Linked DNA regions of Homo sapiens: region 1 is linked to region 2. Evidence: chromatin loops called from intact Hi-C (ENCODE). Cell type or tissue: dorsolateral prefrontal cortex. All regions are shown on one strand. Each heading gives the region's core, and the rest is flanking DNA. Links, peaks and the distances in the headings are about the cores only.

Region 1 (5,449 bases), core at 196-5,195, 730 kb before region 2:
GTGGAAGGTCTCTACCCCAAGGAGCCACTGTTTTTGGAAATGCCAAAACCTCCCTGTTATTTTCTAATTTGTTTTTAATTGGTTCATAAGTGGAATAGAGGTTTATATTGTAAAGAAATTTAGAGATAATCTAGACCAATCCATTATTTTTATTTTCAAAATAACTTAGTTTTTTGATGATGCAGTTTATTATGGAAGAGATGGCAAACAGAGAGGGATAAAGAAAAATGATCCTGTGTAATCTCCCTCCTCAGAAATAGCCATCATTGCCACTCAGGTGTATTTCCTAACGTGTGTGTATTCACACAAGCACATATTTTTACACAACTAAGACTGTATTATATGGTTTTATACCTTGTTTTTTAACTTAATTTTATACCATGATGATTTTATCATGTTCTTAGATACTCTCCACTCATTTAAATGGTGATATAATATTCCATTATGAGAACAAAACATGATTTAGCCATTTTCATATTGGTAGACATTTAACTTATTTTCATTTTTCACTATTATTAAAAACAGATTGAAAATATCTAGGCATTCAAGCCTCTTTCTATCTTTGATATTTCCTTAGGCTTAACTCCTAGAATTCAAATGATTAGGTCAAGTTTTTTAATATTTTAAAACCTAATTGGCACACCAGTCTCTGTTTTAGAGATTCGTAATTGAGGCCAATGACATTTAGAACTTTCTGGAGACCGCACAGTTCTTAGTGTCACACAGTGTCCTGAGCCCAGCTCCCTGGCCCCCAGATGTGAGTTCTCGCATGTGTTTCAGGATCCACCAGAAGTCAAGAGAGCAAGAAATTGTGTTAATCAATGAACGCTGCATTCTTCTTCCCAGAAAAGAAAAATCCACAAAAGTGTTTACTCCTCCTCAGGTTGTATGTATGTGTGCGTGCATGCATGCGTGTGTGTGTGCATGTGTACACTAAAACAAATTATTCCACGGCCTGAATCAAAGAGGCTTTCTCTGGGGCAACTTTCTGTTTCTCCTAATGCTTAAGCAAAATATACTTTCTGGCAATTAAAATAATTAAAGTAACAAAAATCCCATCATCTTTGTTGTATTTTTGGTAGCTTTCTTTAGAGAATCAGGTGTGAAGTTAAGGTCTGCTCATTTAGGTTGAGGGGGTGGAAATGTCTGAGCTGATCAAGGTAGAGGAACTGGAAATTTCCAATGCTGGCTACAAGTCTGAGACATTAAAAAGCAATTTGCAGGTTTTAAGTATATACCAAGAGGCACTTGGCCTTGTTTTAAAATAATAACTGCAGCTTAATAAAATGTAGAAGCTTAGAGCTTCCTGGGATTACAGTGAAAGATATTTCTATGTTTGGAAGCCTGTTCTGTAATTTGCACACTTACGGGGCCAGACCCCAGGTAGACAGGGCCCTAGCTGGGGGCAGGTCCATTAACTTTTGTGCCAGGTTGATGGACTTCTTGTTTATTTTGGTATAAAAATAAATCCATGGTAGAGTCTGTGATGGAAAATGTCCCCTCCCCACCCAGCTGCTCTCACAGGGGAAAGCTGACTTTTCCACACTCTCAGAAGGGGTCCCCACAGGCAGTGCTACCGACTTGGGCCAGCTGCAGTCCAGGGTCCCGACCCATGGGCTCATGCTCCACCAGGGAGGAGACAGTTGTTTTTCAGTCTGTCTGTGTTTCTTCTCCTCTTTTCAGTCCTCTGTATACATCTACTACCTTATCACTGCCCAGCTGGCCACAGCTGATGGAAGGGCTTAGTTACTCTCATGAGAAACTGGGGGGAAAAGTTATTTTATCTCTAGATTAATTTTGAACTTTTTGCACTTGAGAAGAGCTATAATCGTGCTAGGATTGGTACATCATTGGGAGTAGATAGGAGCCTATGCTTTAGATCAGATAGTTGTGTGGTCATGGGCAAATTGCTTAACCGCTCTGAGCTTCAGCTTCCTCATCTGTAAAATGGGCAGAACAGTCATACCTGCCTCACGGAGGGGCAAAGATATACAATAAGTGAGCAAAAGCAGATAAACGGCTTAGTGGACACACAGCCTGGTGCCCAGTCAGCACTCAGTCAATGCCAGCTCTTCTTGGCTATTGCAATGTGGGGATGCTCTCTTGGGACTTCCCCCTTTGATCTGTGATTTTTTTTTTCTTTTCTTTTCTCATCTTGACTACTAGGTGGCAAGCTTCTTTATCTTTCTTCAAAATTCTCTGCAGCTAACATTACATTATAATGATCATTTAGTCACTAATACTACTTGTCATTGAATGGATTCATAATATAGCCAGCATGTTCTACTTTGCTTTTAAAAATTATGGTCGAACCTGCATTTTAAATCTTTTGAGACATCAAAACAAAATTAAAGTTTACTATGAGTTGATGCAAAAGTCTACATGCTCACATTTTGCAGAAAAGCAAGTCTAACTGTTTGAGAGTTTTGCTATAACCTAGCACTAGGCGATATCCTTTTACTTCACTATAGTTCATTTGATGAGCTGACATTAGGAGCTACAAATGAAGTAACACGGACTCGTACTGGTAAGAAGAGACTACAGATGAAAAGGAGTGGGAGAATGAAGGAGGGAATAAAAAGAAAGGTCTAAGCGATAAAAGAAGTAGGAACTGGAGCAACCCTGTAGAAGATCAGTGAATCGGCTGAGAGTTGGTTTTGGAAAAGTGAAAATAACCCAGATGCATAGACTGCGTGGAATCGACAGCAAATAGAGACTGCCCGGCAGTGCAAGGTGGGGGAAGCTGGACCACTTGAGGGCTGTTTCTATCAGATGCCAGGCTACTTTCCAAGCTACCATAAGATTTAGAATAAAAGCAGGGCGAACCCTGTGGCAGCGGCTTGTGTGGCACAACAGAGTAGGGTGAGTCCTTGAGAGAGTAGGGGCGGTCCTGACCCCAGCGGGAGCAGGGGATTCTGGGTAGTTTTCAAAATGGAGGCTCGCCCTCTAGTGGTGCCTGGAGAGAATTGCGGGCACATGACCCTCAATCTGATGTTCAGCAGGGGTGAGTCCCTATAGTTTAATGCTCCGAGCTGACGGTGGGCCAGGCAACCAGAGATGCAGAAAGCTGATTCCTGCCCTCAGGGATTTTACAGGGTGAGAACAACACGGAACAGGCCATTTCAACTCATACTCAGGTCCCATCTCTCTTGGGGGACCTCTTGTTCCCCGCTCTAAGCCACAGCCTCCTCTTCCTCCAGCAGTCTCACCCCTCAACAGTTCCCTTCCCCGCAGGGCAACTGCCTTTTTCTGGTTACGGGCTGAACTGTCACCTTTCAGCCTCTAAAATTCCTATGTTGAAGCCCTGACTTCCAGCTCCTCCGAAAAATGTGACTGTATTTGGAGAAGTGTCTTTGAGGTAATTGGGGTGAAATGAAGTCACATGGGTGGGCTCTAATCCTTATAAAAAGAGATAAGGACACAGACAACAACACACAGACGGAGGGACGACCCTGTGAGGACACAGCGAGAAAGTGGCCGTCCACAAGCCAAGGAGAGAGGCCCCATGAGAAACCGATCTTGCTGACACCCTGACCCTGGACTGCCGGCCTCCAGCACTGTGAGAAAGGACACGAGTGTTGTGGAAGCCACCCAGTTTGTGGCTGGCTGGGCAACCAGAGCAGAAGAAGGCGCTCCCCAAGTCTGTATGGCCCCTCCCCGCCCAGCCTGCCCAGCGGCCTCTCTCTCCTGAGCCGTCTGGCCAGCTCCTCCTAGCACATTCTAGACATGGCCTTTGCCACACTCCTCCTGCTAATTCCTAATCTGGGATAACCAAACCAGTGGTCACATGAGAATTCCTGCTCTACAGCCTGGCTGCCGTAGGAGCACAGCACGCAGCCGTGTGAAGTGGGGCCAGTTCCACACCCGCAACAACAATTCCCCCATCCCTGGTCAGTACCACACGTCCAGCTCCATGGCTATTCCCAACCCGCACCTCTCGTCCTGAACCACCAGTGGTATCTTTGTTCTTTCGCCCCACAGTTGACCCGAATCTTGACTTCCTTTGGAAAATCAGACATGGATTTCCTCACTCACACTGACAGATGCAGCTCTGCCTGCTCCCACCGACGCCTCATTTTCTCCAGGCTGAGGAAAGGTGCTCTCTTTCCTTCTCAGATGAGATCCCTGAACATCAAATGTGACTCCATGAACCGTAGTTTACTTTATCATAATACACGCTTCAGTGAGACTCATCCTGATCATCATGGTTTTTATCAATTAGAAAAAGGACAACTGGGATTAGCCTTTCATTCAAATCAACACTGCTTCTCATCTTGAGCTTTTCATGATATTTGCTCAAAAGAAGACTTAGAAGAGCACCTAGAGGAAAACTAAGAACTAATAACACAATTAGGACCATGTGGACCCCACTTTCCTTCTGGGTTTTAAAAGAAAGAGGAAATAACTGCATGTGTTATTAAATTGATTAGCTTCACTTCTGGTCGCTTTTATTCAAATATGGATATCTTTTGCAGGTGGTAAAATCAGTGTATTAACTTTCAAACTTTCAGACTGAAAGTTGATCCATATTTTGCATTAGAATATTATGGCCACAAGCTCCAGTACTCCATATAAATGAGGAAAGAAAAACATGGTGATAAATATTTAACACTTCAAAAATTCCCATTTAAAATATTCAGTGTAGATGATTGGAGAATATGGTTCACAGGAATAAAAGAACTTTAAATTTGTTCTTTTGGTAAAGGTGGTCTTTCGTTTGATTATATTGAAAACCCACACTCAGTCTCAGACATAGATATAATAATGAATTACATACAGTTGGGCCAAAGGAAAGTAACATTTTCAACTAATTATGGTGAAAGTCATTTTCAGAGTTCTTGTTGTTGTTTTATTAGAATAGGAGTTAAAGCAGATTTCATGCAATGCTTTAACAATTTTTTCTTTTTCTTTTTTGAGACGGAGTCTCGCTCTGTTGTTCAGTCTGGAGTGAGGTGGTGTGATCTTGGTTCACTGCAAACTCCACCCCCACCCCCAACCCGCAACCCCGGCCCCAGGGACAGGCAATGCTCCTGCCTCAGCCTCCTGAGTAGCTGGGATTATGGGTGCCTGCCACCATGCCCAGCTAATCTTTGTATTTTTGGTAGAGACAGGGTGTCACCATGTTGGCCAGGCTGGTCTTGGACCTCAGGTGATCCACCTGCCTCAGCCTCCCAAAGTGCTAGGATTACAGGCATGAGCCACCACACCCGGCCAAATGCTTTAATAAATGTTTATTGGAGTGCCCATTCTGTTTTCCTACAGGATACTTTAGGCATCTATGATGTGGACTTTGACCTGTAATCACATCAAGGGATATGCCATGGACAGAAAATATTTAAGGTCAAGTTCAAAGACAGTGTACAAAATAATATGAAAATACATACAATCAATTGATAAAACAAACACCGCAGCAAAAAATACTATGTTCAATTGGAAACCTATGGGAACT
Region 2 (5,449 bases), core at 151-5,150:
AATGGAATGAGCTTTAGAGTTAGATTGAAATAAATTTGAAACCCAGTTCCATTAGAAAGTAATTAATGTCCTTAGAAAAGTGGGTCCCATTCCCTGTGCCTTCGTTTATTATTCTGTAAAATAAGGATAATAATAGGGACCTGACCAGATCACTGGGAGGCTTAGAAAAACCATATGAGAGCACAATGTCTGGCACATAGTAAGTGCCTGATTATTATTGGCATTGTAATGATTATTATAATTATGATGAGGTGGGTCATCTCACATTGGTATTGAGAAATAATTAGCTATAGTACTACATTTAAAGGAAACACAGCAGTAAATAAACAATAACACTTGCCCTTGAGGAGTTTGTTATCTTTTAAAGAAGGCAAAATGTATATCAAAAACAGCTAAATGTCCATTATTTTTAAATGTTACAAGACGATAGTTTTAAATACTATAAATATTATTTAATGAACCGAATAATATGGTCTGTGGTTTATTTATGTTTTCAAGATAAGGGAACTGAGACCTAAAGAGGGAGGTTAATAGATTGACCCCTAGCATCCTAAGCCAATTAAAGGAGTCTGTGGGGATTTTTCATAGGTCTTCCTAATGCTTCAGGATGTTCTTTTAACCCGTGTGCTATCCTGCTTCCATGAGGAATGTGGTGAATATTAAAAGACATATATAGTAAATGCCACTGGTGCCCTGAATAAGGAAGATCAGGCTTTTGCAGTAGCTGATAGCCAGAAGCTTCTTGGGGGAGGTCACATTTGAAGTGGGCCATGGAGGTAGGCAGGATTTCAATAGGAAGAGGAGAAGGAGGGAGGTCATGAATAAAAGCAAGAAGTTGTGTGCAGCAGTTTTTTGTGATTTTTTTTTTTCTGGGAGCATTTAGTTTAAAAGAGTACACATGGAGATTAATGAAGAAAATGCTGGAATGTAGGTTTGTGCTAGATGAAAGGGATCTTGGAGTCTTTCCTCACCAGCCGACAGTGTGAGACTTAAAGGATTTGAGTGGTGTGACATAGCTCTGTATTAATAAGGCTCATTTTGCAGAACTATGTAGGGCCTTTTGGAGGTGATGGCGTGGATCAAGACTCCAGTTGGGGGCTATTATGAGACTCTAGAAAAGATGTGATGAGAGCGTGACTTCAAGCAGTGAGAGAAAGAATGGAAAGTAAAGGGCAGTGAGAGACGCTGAAGAGGTGGGACAGCAGGTGCAGTGAGAAGACGGCATGCAGACAGACAGACTAGAGGATGCAGCCTGGGTCTCACGGGGAACAGTGGCTTCAATAAGACAAATGGTGTCACTAGTGTCTCCACCCCCTCCCTGCCAAAAAGAGGGCAAATAATTGTCTTCATAGACCCAGTGGAGCATTTTGGCCAGGACCACCCAAGTCTAGGGCTCTGAGCCATAGCCCCGAGTGGGTCTTCACTCTGGTCTATAGAGCAGCTTAGATTTTTTTCCATTGCTATACCTTGAGTGCTAACACATCGCCTCCTATTTTTATTAAGAGGGTCACTGTGGAGGGAGTGTGAGTGTGTACATGCTGTCAGAGCTGAGTCTTTTCAATAAACTCATGGGACTCTTTCAATTCCAATCAAGCAAGTGTCCTGCTCAAGTCTCTCTGTTTCCCAGGATGGATGTCAAAGGGAGAATGCAATTTTGGTTTGCAGGTCACTGACGAATATATGAAAGGGAAATCTCGTGGGTAACTAACTCTGTTTTTCCCAAATATTGCTCTATAGCATTAAGTTTTTTGTTGTAAGTGAAAGAAAATATATACCATTCACTGAAGGGCTGCGAGGGGTAAATCGGTTGAGAAATGTTGCTATCACCATTTAAGGGCTTCGAGTGATGCTCACTTTCTCTTCTCCCTTCCAATTTCCTTGGTCAGTGTTTGTCAGGTTCAACTCCAGCCATGGTTTCCCAGTGGAGGTCGATTCTGACACCAGCATCTTCCAGCTCAAGGAGGTGGTTGCTAAGCGACAGGGGGTTCCGGCTGACCAGTTGCGTGTGATTTTCGCAGGGAAGGAGCTGAGGAATGACTGGACTGTGCAGGTGAGTCTCCCTTGGCGGCCGTTCTTGGGATGCCGCCAGCTCCATTGCTCATGCCGCCTGCGCTGCCAATCTGACATTCATGCCTGAGATCTAATAGAATAAATAGTGCCTGGGGATTCCTTGAACTTTACTCCACACTGCTTCATTAATTCTGACCTTCTTAATTATGCATTAAAACAGCAAGCAGGAAAGATTGGAAGAACAACTGCGAGTGAGAAAGAGAGAGAGAAAGAACACACGAGCTAGGCTTAGTGAATAAATGTCTACTGACTACAGGAGCAGCAAGGCACAATTTCTGTGTCTGTTCAATTTCTACCTTACTTATTCCATTTGAATCTTAACGAAGAAGGATTCGAATAAATTGTTCCCAATCAGGCTGCTCAGTCCCTGCACTGTGAGGAATTTGTAACCCAATTGTGACCCCTGGAGGTTAGTGAGGGCTGCTGCTATGCTGCGCTAGAGGAGGTGTGGGCTCCGGGGCCCATTGGCAACTAGCTTTGGGCACTCCTTGGCCAGGACCAGAATCGCACAGTTCTGCAGCTGATGGGGAAGGAAGCCTGGAGCACAACAACAGTATACCTTTGCATGAATTTCTCCAAGGTTCAGTAACATTGTCCCTGGAAATAGGCCCCTGCAACGTAATAAGTGTGAACGATGCTCTCTTCTCTCCTGGCCCCAGCAGAGCTTCTGGCAGCCCACTGCTCCTAGCCCCATGAAAGCCCTACACACATGTCATTCGGATTGGTGATTTTTGTAGGAATTAGGGGGACTGGTGAGGTGACTGATAATACCACCATCACCTAGAACTAGAGACCCGTCCTTTGTTGGGGAAACTCGCAAATACAACTCAACATTTGTTGACGCTATTCTTTGTGAATGCAAGAAAGACGAAACGCTTTCTGGGAATGGTCCCTGTGACTGTGAAGGACCCTGCAGATGTATGTTCCCCTTTTCTTAACCAGCATCAATTAATTGCACTCAGGTTTACAGCTGTGTGGGTATCACTGCTCCGCGCAGGGGGGCTCCTGGGTCAGAGTACACAAAGTCCGTCCTTGTATCTGCATCCTTTCCCTGTCTCTTGTGGGTAACGATATTTATGGCTTTGTAAAATGCTCTCAGAATTTGGGTATACAAAGAAGCTACAGAAATGCAAATTGTTCCTGTCATTCTGCATTGCATCTCCTGCTGATGGTGTTGAGGCACATACTCGTTGTGCACAAACTGCTGGCCTCTGCTTTCAGGCAATTTGGTTTTATAAGGGAAGTGCATGTGCTAAAAAGGGTTTTGATTTTTTTTTTTTCTATTTCAGTCAACTAAAAAGATTTTCACTGTATCTGCCAACCTCTAAATCCAAGGATGTTTCCTTCACAAATAAATAATTTTAAAACAGCTCCTTGAATCAAAACATTTTATATTGCCAAAACCTTCAGGTTCTAAACTGCCATTTGTGCTGATTCATAAAACAATTAGCGATTTCATATGTAGTTAGACTAATTGCTTCAGATGATTGACTTTGCAAACATATATGCCTAAGACATGTGTTGATTTATGAGTCTATTTTGACAAACACTTCTTAAGCACTTCCAATGTCCTAGGCTTCTCAGGGGATCCAAAAGAGAGACCTAACTCAGCCCCTGTTTTCATGGAGACTGCTCTTTATTTATGAGCCCTAAAACCGAGAGAAATATTAGATTGAACCATATGGGATTGCCATTTTTACAGGTTCAACAATTTCATGTTGTTCAACCTAATAGCTATAATATAAGAATATGAAACATAACTGCCGTATCGCACCTGAAAATATTATGAAGTTTTAAAGGTGGAGAAAACACATCTGGTTGGAAGTCACCAGGAAGAACTTCTTGGATGAATTGAGTTGAGGTAGGATTCTGTAGATGGAGGAATAGGGGAATGAGCATAGAGAATGCTTGCCAAAAAGGATGGGTTCTTGTTCTTCTAGAACCTGAAGAGAGATGTTGAAGATTGGACAAAAAATAAAATATGGGCTATATTTCACATAACCTTGACTAACTTGGCATTGAAGTTTCATTGGTGGGGAACTAGAGAAAAATGTCATGCCATAGAAGGAAATGGGAAGTCTGAAGACCCGGTTTGGTTGGGGGAAGGATGCTGCATTGTTCCAACATGATGGGAGTTGATGCCAGCTGAGTACGTGTGTTTGGAGATGCCTAGCTGGCTGTTGAGAACTTGTGTCTGAGGACACTGAAAAAGAAAGGTTCATACTTATGGAACTTCTATTAAATCACAGTTAAATGATTTAGGTGCCGAGAAGTTGGCAAACTTTGTTCATAGAAGAGTTTCACTGTAAAGACTAGGAAGTTACACATGTAATTGCAAATTGATGGCTATGTTTTCTTTAAGTGTACAACTGGCAGAATTTTAGCATCCTAGATATTCTTGTATAATCTTAGAACATATGTTTACAACTATTTAGTCAATATCATTTAGTTACCCATTATCATTACAGGTGCTATATTTCACAGTATAAGCACAAAATATCTAATAATAAGTTGCTGCTGAGAAAAAGAAGATGGACCTTCCATATGAGCTACTTAATGCTTCCATTAATGAATGTTAAATATACACCTTGGTGTCCTGAAGAGAAGAAGAGATGGCTGGGGTGGTGTCTATGCTTGCTGGGTGTCTTCCTCCTGGTTTCGTATTCTTTATCATAGGTGATATGAACATATATATTAGCTTATCATGCAAAATGAGATATTGTGAGTATAAAAGAAGACCCTGTCAATAATTATTCCAGGACAAAATTATATGTTGGGAGTGTCCTAGGAAAACTGAGGCAATGGTCACCCCACATACTGAGCAGTATCTCTCACACTTAGTTTCACCTTCTTTGAGGAGGAAATTAGTTTTAGTGCCTCACCTCAGGTACTTTGGGGAACTATAGCTTGAGACCACAGTCTTATGAAATGTCATAATTTTAAAAAGCGAGTTTGTCTATTTAACTGGCAAAGGGTATTTGTAAGATTATAATAGAATTGATGTCACATCTAAAAAATTTTCATAGAATTTTCAGTTCTGGGAGAGCATATCCACAGGCCACTTAGAGAAGCACTGTTAGAGTATAGTTATTTTCATTACACACTCATCTGTTCAGTTTTGTTATTGGCAAGACTTTAAGAACTTTAAAAAATTAAAGGAAAATGGAAAAAATATAGACATTGAAAACGAATGATCTGGCACAGATTTTGCTTCTGGGAAGCTGGAGTAGGCATACTTTTCCCTCTTCCTCCCAGCAACTACACTAAAAAGCCTAGACATTGCATATTGTACAGTTGACTCGTGGAGTCATGGAGTTAGGGGTGCCAACCGCTATGTAGACAAAACTCATGTATACTTTTATCTCCCCTCACACTTTAC

What was found. Peaks named below come from ENCODE experiments on the same cell type or tissue, not always from the same donor. Only the 100,000 strongest peaks of a DNase experiment are listed, where the experiment ranks them.
Region 1: a loop joins it to region 2, with 4 times the contacts of the local background. A loop is called at or near these places in 1 of 110 quality-filtered maps.

The regions. Positions count from the first base shown.
Region 1 is chr6:163,167,959-163,173,407 of GRCh38, reverse strand. The region is part of intron 4 of PACRG (parkin coregulated); the gene reads right to left. Among named protein-coding and RNA genes, the nearest start is that of PACRG-AS3, 21 kb to the left of the region's middle. In dorsolateral prefrontal cortex, for the core only: a CTCF peak has its summit at 2,959 (motif pointing left); no DNase peak of the experiment used is centred there; H3K27ac peaks cover 4,833 bases.
Region 2 is chr6:162,439,911-162,445,359 of GRCh38, reverse strand. PRKN (parkin RBR E3 ubiquitin protein ligase) reads left to right here. Exons shown (of 12, transcript NM_004562.3): 2 at 1,887-2,050. Among named protein-coding and RNA genes, the nearest start is that of LNCR-SMAL, 210 kb to the right of the region's middle. In dorsolateral prefrontal cortex, for the core only: a CTCF peak has its summit at 2,467 (motif pointing left); DNase peaks (open chromatin) are centred at 2,050 and 2,509; H3K4me3 peaks cover 961 bases.